3 separate regions of the Homo sapiens genome follow, and regions 2 and 3 are each linked to region 1. A link is a contact called in ENCODE Hi-C or POLR2A ChIA-PET data. All regions are on one chromosome and are shown on one strand. Each heading gives the region's core, a stretch centred on a gene start or an enhancer-like site at or near the end of the contact. The rest is flanking DNA. Distances are from core to core; before and after follow the strand shown.

Region 1 (3,169 bases), core at 328-2,827:
GTGAAACCCCGTCTCTACTAAAAATACAAAAAATTAGCCAGGCGTGGTGGCGGGAGCCTGTAGTCCCAGCTACTCGGGAGGCTGAGGCAGGAGAATGGCGTGAACCCGGGAGACGGAGCTTGCAGTGAGCCGAGACAGCGCCACCGCACTCCAGCCTGGGCAAAAGAGCAAGACTCCGTCTCAGAAGAAAAAAAAAAAAGACATGCCTTCTCGGTGAATGTTGCTTTGCTTCCTGAGGGCATGGCTACCCGGGGCTCCTGGCTTTTCTTCCAAAAACAAAACATTTCTTCCATTTTTTCTTTTTCTTTTGTTTTTTTTTTTTTTTTTTTTTTTGAGACAGAGTTTCACTCTTGTCGCCCAGGCTGGAATGCAGTGGCCCAATCTCGGCTCACTGCAACCTCCGCCTCCCGGGTTCAAGCGATTCTCCTGCCTCAGCCTCCTGAGTAGCTGGAATTACAGGTGCCCCCCCACCACACTCGGCTAATTTTTGTAATTTTAGTAGAGATGGGGTTTTGCCATGTTGGCCAGGCTGGTCTCGAACTCCTGACCTCAGAGGATCCGCCTGCCTCGGCCTCCCAAAGTGCTGGTATTACAGGTGTGAGCCACTGTGTCCGGCCACCGTTTTTTTTTCCATTTTTTGAGACAGGGTCTTGCTCTGTTGCCCAGGCTGGAGTGCAGTGGCATGATCACAGCTCACTGCAGCCTCAACCTCCAAGGCTCAAGCAATCCTCACACCTCAGCCTCCTGAGTGGCTGGGACTACAGGTATGCACTACTACGTCAGGCTAATTTTTTAAAAAATTTTTGTAGTGACGCAGGTCTCTCTATATTGCCCGGGGTGGTCTTGAGCTCCTGGGCTCAAGCAATCCTCTGGCCTCGGCCTCCCAAAGTGTTGGGCTTACAGACATGAGCCACCATGCCTGGCCTAGAGAGTTTCTTTCTTGTTGGGGTTGTTCACCGGTGGGAGGTGCACCATTGTGCCGTGCTGACTATATTCATAGAGTTATGTAACCATCACTCTCATCTAATTTCAGAACAAAAGGAAACCCATACCCTCTCACAGTCAGTCCTTCATTCTCCCCTCCCCCCATCCTGTGGCCACCGCTAATTTACTTTCTGTTTCTATGGATTTGCCTGTGATCACAACCAGAGGATTTCTGTGACATGCTAAGTTACCTAACCATGGTGTGGAAGGAGAGGGAAATGGAGTGAAGTTGGGGACCCACCAGGGAACAGGTGGCTTGAGGGCGGGGGGAGCATGAAGGTAAGGGCTTGTTTGGGGGCTCAAGGCAGTCTGAGCCTTGTTCGCAGGCAGCCAGTGTCCACCAGGTGTGTGCAGGTGAGGGAAACAGGGGAAAAGGCCCTTTCTGGAGACAGTAGGGGTGCTGGCTGGGAGGCCTGGGATGGGGAGTGGGGAGGCAAGGGGGCCTGTGGGTCGAGGTTGGAGCTTGCTGTAGAAGAGGGAGAATTCCAGAGGCTGAGAGTGCAGGTGGAGAGGAGGAGGAAGGGAGGAGGGCGGGCAGGGGGTGGCTGGGTGGGGCTCTGTCTATAAAGAGTGAAGCTCAGCGTGTTGGTCCTGCAGATGGGACAGCTTGGCCTACAGCCCGGCGGGCATCAGCTCCCTTGACCCAGTGGATATCGGTGAGTCTTTTCCTTGAACATGACTGAGATGAACAGCTTTTCCCTCCAGCACAACTTGTTCCTACTTTATACAACCTCCTTCCCTTGCCATATGCCTGGGGCTTAAGAGGGGGGATGTTCCCAGTACCCACTCCCCTCCTCTTCCTCAGTCCTTACCACTTCCCTCCACGACCCCAGGTGGCCCCGTTATTCGTCCAGGTGCCCAGGGAGGAGGACCCGCCTGCAGCATGAACCTGTGGCTCCTGGCCTGCCTGGTGGCCGGCTTCCTGGGAGCCTGGGCCCCCGCTGTCCACACCCAAGGTACTGTGTTCGGCAATGCCTACCACCAAGTGCCCCTCTCCCCATGCCCCCACCCCACCCCTTTTGTCTCTTATCTCCTCCGGAAGTCTCCCCAATCCCATCTCCACTGAATTCTCCCGCTCCTGACATGCAGGAACTCCTGGTGTTTGGTTAGCTCTTGGGATGGGGTCGGGGAGATGGAGAGTCCCCAGTTCCTTCTTCGAGAGCCCCATGGAGTCTTTTGCAAGACTCCTAAAGATGTGAGGGAGCAGAGGGTGGCTTCCAGCTGTGGGCAAAGCCAGTTACTGCCAGGGATGTATTGTAGAATCCTAATCCTGCCGAGCCAGGGGTGGGGTTGGAGATCAGGGCCCTGGAGACTGACAAGAGTGGATTCCCATCCTGGTCCCTCCATGCAGTCCAGCTGAGAGTTAGTTGCTCCTAAACCATTTTTTTTTTTTTTTTTTTGAGACAGAGTCTCACTCTGTCACCCTGGCTGGAGTGCAGTGGCGCGATCTTGGCTCACTGCAACCTCCGCCTCCTGGGCTCAAGCGATCCTTCTGCCTCAGCCTCCCAAGTAGCTGGGACTACAGGCGTGTGTACCATGCCCGGCTAATTTTTGTATTTTTTAGTAGAGATGGGGTTTCACTATGTTGGCCAGAGTAGTCTCGATCTCCTGATCTCAGGCGATCCGCCTGCCTCAGCCTCCCAAAGTGCTAGGATTACAGGTTTGAGCCACTGTGCCCGGCTTCCTAAACCTTTAGGAGCCTCCGTTTCCTCAGCTGCAAAGTGGGAATCTAAAATTCCCACTGCATGGCTCTGACTTGAGGGTCCAGTGAGCTCATGCCTGCAAAAGACTAGGCCTCATGTCTGGCGGCGGCAATAGTAACTGTTCCTGTTATTAATAGGGAACTCTTTCCTTCTTCCCCACTCCCTACCGCAGAGCAAGCACTTGAGGATTTCAGTCGCCAAAGGACAATTCCTGGGCCTGGGGTGTCCCCACGGGAGCCCTGACACTGGGTCCTACATCCTCTGAGTTTCAGCAGCTGGCCAAAGCAGGGTCCCTGGCTGGGCGGCAGACCCAGGGTCCCACCCTCCTTCCCTGTCTGCCCCCACCTGACCCACCTGCCCCTCGGCTGGGTCTGATGGGTCCAAGTCCTTGGCCTTTGCCTGGGAAGGGGGTTGGGCTGTGGTCTGATTGTTTTGCTATCAGAGCCAGGCCCAGCCCAGCCCTTCGATCCTGGCCTCCAGCC
Region 2 (3,169 bases), core at 233-2,732, 460 kb after region 1:
CAGGGCTGGAGCAAGGGATTTGCTTCCCTGCAGGACGCACAGAACAGTGGTCACTGGTCCCTTCCTCACTAGTGCTGTCCCTGACCCCAGGGTTCTGCCCCAGAGAAGCAAATATGATGTGCTGGGGCCTTTACTCTCTGCCTACCACAACAGACTGGTCTGCCACAGTGCAGGGGCTGGACTGGCCAGGCTCACCATTGGAGCCACAGCCTGGCATCCACCGGCTGCTCCGTAAAATGATGAGTGGCATCCCTCTAGAAAGGCCCTGAGGTTAGAGATTCTCTACGTCTCGCTTCTATTGTTTCAGGGACTGTGATTCCCCAGAAGACCCCATCACAGATCACCTGGAGGTGGGCGTCGTCTGGGAGGCCGCAGGTCCTCGCTGGTCCCGGAGACTATGCTGGTCAGGCCAGGGCTGGGTCCGGGGCCAGGCTGGCAGCTGTCTGGGGCTGGGGAGGAGCCCTGCTGCATCCCTCCAGCCCCTCCACGTTCCCACACTGGCGGTGTGGCTGCCTGCTCAGGGCCTGGCTCCTCCGACATGGAGGAGGAAGGGGCTGCAGCTGGCACAGCCGGGGACAACACCTCCTTGTCGGTCTCACTGGAGCTGGGCTCTGCAGTGGCCAGCATGTCTGGGATGGGCCCTGAGGGTTTCTCCTCCTGGTGGAAGGAAGAGGCGGAGAGAACCCTTCTGGGCTCTGGGTCAACCCAGTCGGCCCCCATCCTAAGGAATCACCAGCAGGAGAGGATAGGGGAATACGTAAGGGTGGACTAAGCTCTTTTTTTCTTTTTATAAAGATGGGGTCTCGCCATGTTGCCCTCACTGGTCTTGAACCCCTGGTCTCAAGTGATCCTCCTGCCTCAGCCTCCCAAAGTGCTGGGATTAGAGTCGTCAGCCACTGCACTGGCCCGGATTGAGCTCCTTATGCATACGGGAGAAACATCTGCTCTCCTCAACTAGGATAGGTGGGAGCCCCAGTATGCACACAAGCGTGGCCTAGAGGGAGTGGGCGGGGCCAAGGCTACGGAGGCGGGGCTATGGGCAGGCATGGACTGGGAAGATGCTAGAGGAGCTAGACATGGATTGTCTGAGGACCGAGACCGGCCGGCCTCGAGCAGTGTGGACAATCTTGGAGGTGCTGGGGGCCCGGATGTAAGAAGTTTAGGGGCGGAGTCCTAGCCTGACGGGCGTGGTCCATTCCGGGCCGGGCCCGGAAGTAGGGCGCTCTCCGAGTGACAGCCAGCGGCGGACGGGTGCCCGGATGTGGGGGCGGGGTCGGCCGGAGGCTGTAGGCGCGACAGGGCCGCTCCCCGCCAGTCCCCGCAGCTCCGCCGCGCCCGCGACCCCGGTGCCGCGCTCACCATCTTCGACACGGCTCGGCCTCTTGTTTCTGCGGCTCCGGCGGCTGCAGCTTAGGCGGCGGCCACCCTCTGGGCAGTGCGAGTTCGCGCTCACGTCAGCGCCATTTTCCACCTCTCAGCTCTCGCGAGACTGGGGGCGGGGCCTGCGCAGGGCGCTCGGAGAGGGGGCGGGGCCTGAGGGCAGAGTCACCCTGGAGCTCAGGTCGGACGCTGGTGCAATCTTGCTATCTATCCCCGGGCAGTCAGCGCGCACTTCAGCAGACTCCGTGCACGGAGATCCGGGATGACCTCGCTGTCCTAGTCTTCAAAGTGGGCACCTTCATCCCTCTAGTCTTGTCCCAAGATCAGCCCTGGACAGGCGATAAACAGCAGTTCTTTCTTTATATTTTTTATTTTTTTTTGAGACAGAGTTTCGCTCTTGTTGCTCAGGCTGGAGTTTAATGGCGCGATCTCGGCTCACTGCAACCTCCGCCTCCTGGGTTCAAGCGATTCTTCTGCCTCAGCCTCCCAAGTGGCTGGGATTACGGGCGCCCACCACCACGTCTGGCTAATTTTTTGTATTTTTAGTAGAGACTGGGTTTTACCATGTTGTCCAGGCTGGTCGTCACCTCCTGACCTCAGGTGATCCACCCGCCTCGGCCTCCCAAAGTACTGGGATTACAGGCGTGAGCCACCGCGCCCGGCCAGTTCTTTATTTTTTATAGTGTTGAGACAGGGTCTTGCTCTGTCGCCCAGGCTGGAGTGCAGTGATGCGATCATAGCTCGCTACAGCCTTGACCTCCTGGGTTCAGGCGATCCTCCCATCTCAGCCTCCCGAGTAGCTGGGATTACTGGCGTGTGCCACCATGCCCAGCTAATTTTTAAATTCTTTTTAGAGACAGGGTCTCTCTGTGTGTTGCCCAGGCCGGTCTCAAACTCCTGGGCTCAAGCGATCCTCCCGCCTTGGCCTCCCAAATGTTAGGATTGCAGGCGTGAGCCACCTCGCCTCCCCTTGCACTCACATTTTAAAATGGGGAAACAGCATCGCTCGAGCCAGGGACGTCGAGGCTGCAGTGAGCGTGATGGCACCACTGCACTCCTGCCTGGTCGAAAAAGCGAGACCCCCATCTCTAAAAGTTAAATAAAAATGGGGAAATAGTAAATCAACAAGTGCAAAAACAATCTTTTGTCCTATTCAGAGCAATGAAGGAAACAATGAAATGTCGAAGTGATGGGTCAGGGAAGCCACTCTGAGGAGGTGACTTCGGAGCTGTCTCCAGATGATCAAGGAGTGAGCTGGTGGAAAGCCCGAGGAGCAGGGGGCTCTACCGGATAGCTGGTGGTGATGTCCTGGAGTGGGGCAGGACGGGCTTATTTTGGTCAAAGAGCAGCGAGGTGGCCAGGGCACCACTGGAGCAGAGTGGAGGCGGGGTGTGGAGGTCAGAAAGCGAATATGGTGCGCGGCAGGTCACGCAGGGCCATGGGAGTGGTGCAGAGAGAGGAGTGTGGTTTATGTTGTAACCACTGATGAATTTTTAGCAGGGGGAGGCGCATCATCTGATTCCTGGCAGTCACTTGGAGTAGGATGGGCTGTTGAGAGGGCGGTAAGGTAGATCTAACATCTTAGATCTCTCTGCTGCCATATCATCTAAGATGAGATCATCTTAGATCTCATCATGCTGCCATTCAAGAGGTATTCGTTGAGTTCTAGGCAACTGTAGGGTTTTTTTTGTTTTGTTTTGTTTTTTTTGGACGACATCTTGCACTGCACCCAGGCTGGAGTGCAGTGGCGCGATCTCAGCTCACTGCAACCTCCGCCTCCTGGGTTCAA
Region 3 (3,169 bases), core at 299-2,798, 270 kb after region 1:
CGATTCTCCTGCCTCAACCTCCCGAGTAGCTGGGACTACCCGCGCGCGCCACCACGCCCGGCTAATTTTTGTATTTCTAGTAGAGAGGGGGTTTTACTGTGTTTCACTGTGTTGGCCAGGCTGGTCTCAAACTCCTGACCTCGTGATCCGCCTGCCTCAGCCTCCCCAAGTGCTGGGATCACAAGCGTGAGCCACCGCGCCCGGTCAGAATGTTTTTTCAATAATTATTCTTTGAATGGGTCCTTCCCATCATTCAGGGGACTCAACTGTCAATTTCCAAAGAAAGATCTTTCCCAATCATCTGACTTTACGTAGCCACCCTCCAGCTTCCACTTATTTTGTTTTGTCTTCAAAGCATTCCAGAACAATACTACCTGCTGTGTTTGTTTCCCTACTATGCTTCTCCCTAGAATGTGGCGTCCATGAAAGAATGTGGATAAGAACTTTCCTGGTTCACAAAGTTAAACCCAAGGCTGAGGTCATACATGACGGGGGCTTGTAAATATCAACTAATATTTTAATATAAATGAGTCTGAAATCAGGACACTTCTGGGTTCAAGTCCCCGCTGCCACTTTTTAGCTTCTGAGTGACTTGAGGCAAATGATTTCGCCTCTCTGGACCTCTTTTTTCATCTGTAGCTTGGGGATAACACTGACTAACATGGCCACGCTGAGCACTGCAAATCTAGCCTGATTGCCAGTCAGAATGCACGCCCGGCCTCGCTGTTTCAGGAGGGCTGTCCTCCGGAGTTCAGCAAGGTTAAAGGCAAACCTCTGCCTCCACAGCCTGGCAGGGGACTGGTGGCAGGATGTCAGCCCTCCGTTTCAGGGGTCTAAAGGAACACAGATTTCGTTTTTGGTGGAGAAAGGACAGAGCCAGAGGCTGGGCAGCGAGCGGGGCCTGCTCACCGCTTGGAGATCTCCTGGTAGCGTAGCTGCAGCTTCCCCTGCAGGTCATGCTGTGGGAAGAGGAGAGGAGAGGTCGGCCTGCAAGGCACCCCAGGAGAGAGGAAAGGAGAGGGCAAGGGACCAGGGATGGTCCGGGGATGCGCATTTTAAGGGAAGGCAGGGGATGAACACTCGGGGAAACGGATGTGGGTCCTGCAGGTGAAGAGCAAAGCCAGAGTCCGGGCCCACAGATCCAAGGCTAAGAAGGTCGGGGACTGGGGAAATCCCAGGCCTGAGTGGTTCCCAGGCCAGGAGAGGGTCCCGGGCTGAAGGGGTGACTAGCTGGGGGTTCCCAGGGAGATTCGGGGAGAGCGAAGGGTCCCGGCTTAGGAGGGAGGTGAGGAGCAGGAGCGGGTCCCGGACACACGGAGCCCGAAGCCCCCCATGGTGCAGCCCTGTCCGCCCCGCGCACCCCGGACGCCCAGTTCCGCAGCCGCTGGATGAGACGGGTGGCGGACGCCATCTTCCGTCCGCGATACTGAAGGGCGCAGCCGGTGACGTCTCCACCGCTGGGGCTGCTGGGAAAGACGCGGCGTGGTATCGCGAGACGGGAGTGGGCGGTGCTAGAACGTCCTATAAAGGCTCTCCCCGAAGCACGTGACTCCTCTCCGCCAGACCGCCGCCGCGCCGCCATCATGGACACCAGCCGTGTGCAGCCTATCAAGCTGGCCAGGGTGAGGTGGGGGCCCGAATTTGGGGGCAGGGGGAGGGATTAGAGGAGCCAAACGGGCCGGGTCTGAACCCAGCTTCTTTCCTCCAGGTCACCAAGGTCCTGGGCAGGACCGGTTCTCAGGGACAGTGCACGCAGGTAATCGGGTGGGGGCATTTGGCCGACTGCCGGCGACCTAAACCCTGATGTGACCTCTACCCTGCCCTAACCCCTGCCAGCCGGAATCCGGGAGCCGATTCTCATTTCATCACGGGGTTCTGATGGTTCCCTTTAACGATCTGTATTCTGGCCCCGACACGTTCTCTGAATTCATATCTGCTTCCCACTCCGCGGTGCCTTTCCGCGGCCCGCCCTTACTTCTTCCTCCACTCCGGTGGGGACCCGTAGGTGCGCGTGGAATTCATGGACGACACGAGCCGATCCATCATCCGCAATGTAAAAGGCCCCGTGCGCGAGGGCGACGTGCTCACCCTTTTGGAGTCAGAGCGAGAAGCCCGGAGGTTGCGCTGAGCTTGGCTGCTCGCTGGTGGGTGCAAAGAGGACACCCCTTTGATAGACCTTTGGTTGGTGGTAGGGAGGCTTCGTTAAGCCCAGGGTGAGAGGGTTTGGGAGGCAGAGTCTACATACAGAGACTGACAAGAGGGAGGCGGGAGTTTGCCAATTGCTGCGGGGCCTGTCAACATCTCATGTTTGGGTCTGTTTACAGGGTCTTGGATGTCGGGTTCGACCACTTGGCCGATGGGAATGGTCTGTCACAGTCTGCTCCTTTTTTTTGTCCGCCACACGTAACTGAGATGCTCCTTTAAATAAAGCGTTTGTGTTTCAAGTTAACTCAGGTTCTTGTCTGGGTTATACGACTAGGGTTTCTCCAGGTTTCTTGAGTGGCTCCCAGGCGGTCACCGATCCTCCGCACTCTGGAAATCCTGGCCGTGCGGTCTTGCCAAACGAAGCTTTTCCTTTTTGAGGCGGGGGGTCGTGTTTGTCGATTGCACCCTCTACCCCAAACAAAACACAAGCGTAGTAGGAATGTTTTATTAGCAAAGAAGTTTCAGAGAGTGGGTGGATCAGGGCTCTATCACTTGGTCCCCACCTCACCTTGGTGGGGCCAGAGTGAGCCCCTTCCTGCCACAGTCACCCCAACTGAAATTGCCTTTCTCTTCGGCCAGTGTTAGCCTCTGAGCAGGGGACCCTGGACCCTTCTGTGCGCCAAAGGCTGAGGTGACTGACGAGGAGATCTCCCCACAGCTAGGTGTAGTGAGCCAGACGAGGCAGCTTACTGAACCTGGGGGTTCTCTCCATTGTCACCGCATTCTCCTTCACCAGGTGTGGCTGTCTGGGAGCCAGGGGGTGACTCGCTCTGGAGAGAGGGGAAAAGAGGGGGGCCTGCTGCAATCTCCTTGAGGCAGGAAACGTGGGATTCAGCCCCAGCCTCACTTAGTGGAGGTTCTTTTACCATGGACCCAGGCTGCCTGGTTTGTATCCAACCTCTGCCCCTTCTGACCTGGAAGAGGCGCTTGACCTTCCTCCCACATCCCTTCCAGTGGGGTGAGT

What was found. A loop is a pair of places that touch in the nucleus more often than their neighbours do. ChIA-PET counts read pairs that join two places held with the same protein, here RNA polymerase II (POLR2A). Pooled maps may share reads with other maps.
Region 2: a pooled map shows a loop between it and region 1 (27-fold over the local background). The contact joins the promoter of ZNF414 here to the promoter of CCL25 in region 1. A Hi-C loop is called at or near these places in 3 of 37 single-sample maps with no recorded cell type and 5 of 50 pooled maps. POLR2A ChIA-PET finds 5 or more read pairs at or near these places in 1 of 52 experiments (OCI-LY7).
Region 3: a loop to region 1 is called in a pooled map, with 7 times the contacts of the local background. The contact joins the promoter of RPS28 here to the promoter of CCL25 in region 1. A Hi-C loop is called at or near these places in 6 of 50 pooled maps. POLR2A ChIA-PET finds 5 or more read pairs at or near these places in 3 of 52 experiments (A673, Caco-2 and WTC11).

Annotation. Positions count from the first base shown.
Region 1 is chr19:8,051,183-8,054,351 of GRCh38, forward strand. It overlaps CCL25 (C-C motif chemokine ligand 25), which reads left to right and starts at 1,578. Exons shown (of 6, transcript NM_005624.4): 1 at 1,578-1,640; 2 at 1,818-1,940. The coding sequence starts at 1,868.
Region 2 is chr19:8,512,685-8,515,853 of GRCh38, forward strand. ZNF414 (zinc finger protein 414) reads right to left here and starts at 1,483. Exons shown (of 8, transcript NM_001146175.2): 1 at 1,360-1,483; 2 at 345-657; 3 at 1-27. The coding sequence starts at 1,362. RefSeq lists a silencer at 1,184-1,493.
Region 3 is chr19:8,319,948-8,323,116 of GRCh38, forward strand. RPS28 (ribosomal protein S28) reads left to right here and starts at 1,549. Exons shown (of 4, transcript NM_001031.5): 1 at 1,549-1,622; 2 at 1,709-1,756; 3 at 2,006-2,144; 4 at 2,325-3,169. The coding sequence starts at 1,584. The coding sequence ends at 2,128. NDUFA7 (NADH:ubiquinone oxidoreductase subunit A7) reads right to left here and starts at 1,428. Exons shown (of 4, transcript NM_005001.5): 1 at 1,361-1,428; 2 at 910-959. The coding sequence starts at 1,411. It overlaps KANK3 (KN motif and ankyrin repeat domains 3), which reads right to left. Exons shown (of 11, transcript NM_198471.3): 11 at 2,637-2,975. The coding sequence ends at 2,892. RefSeq lists enhancers at 1-515, 516-1,483, 1,338-1,577, 1,484-2,451, 2,452-3,169.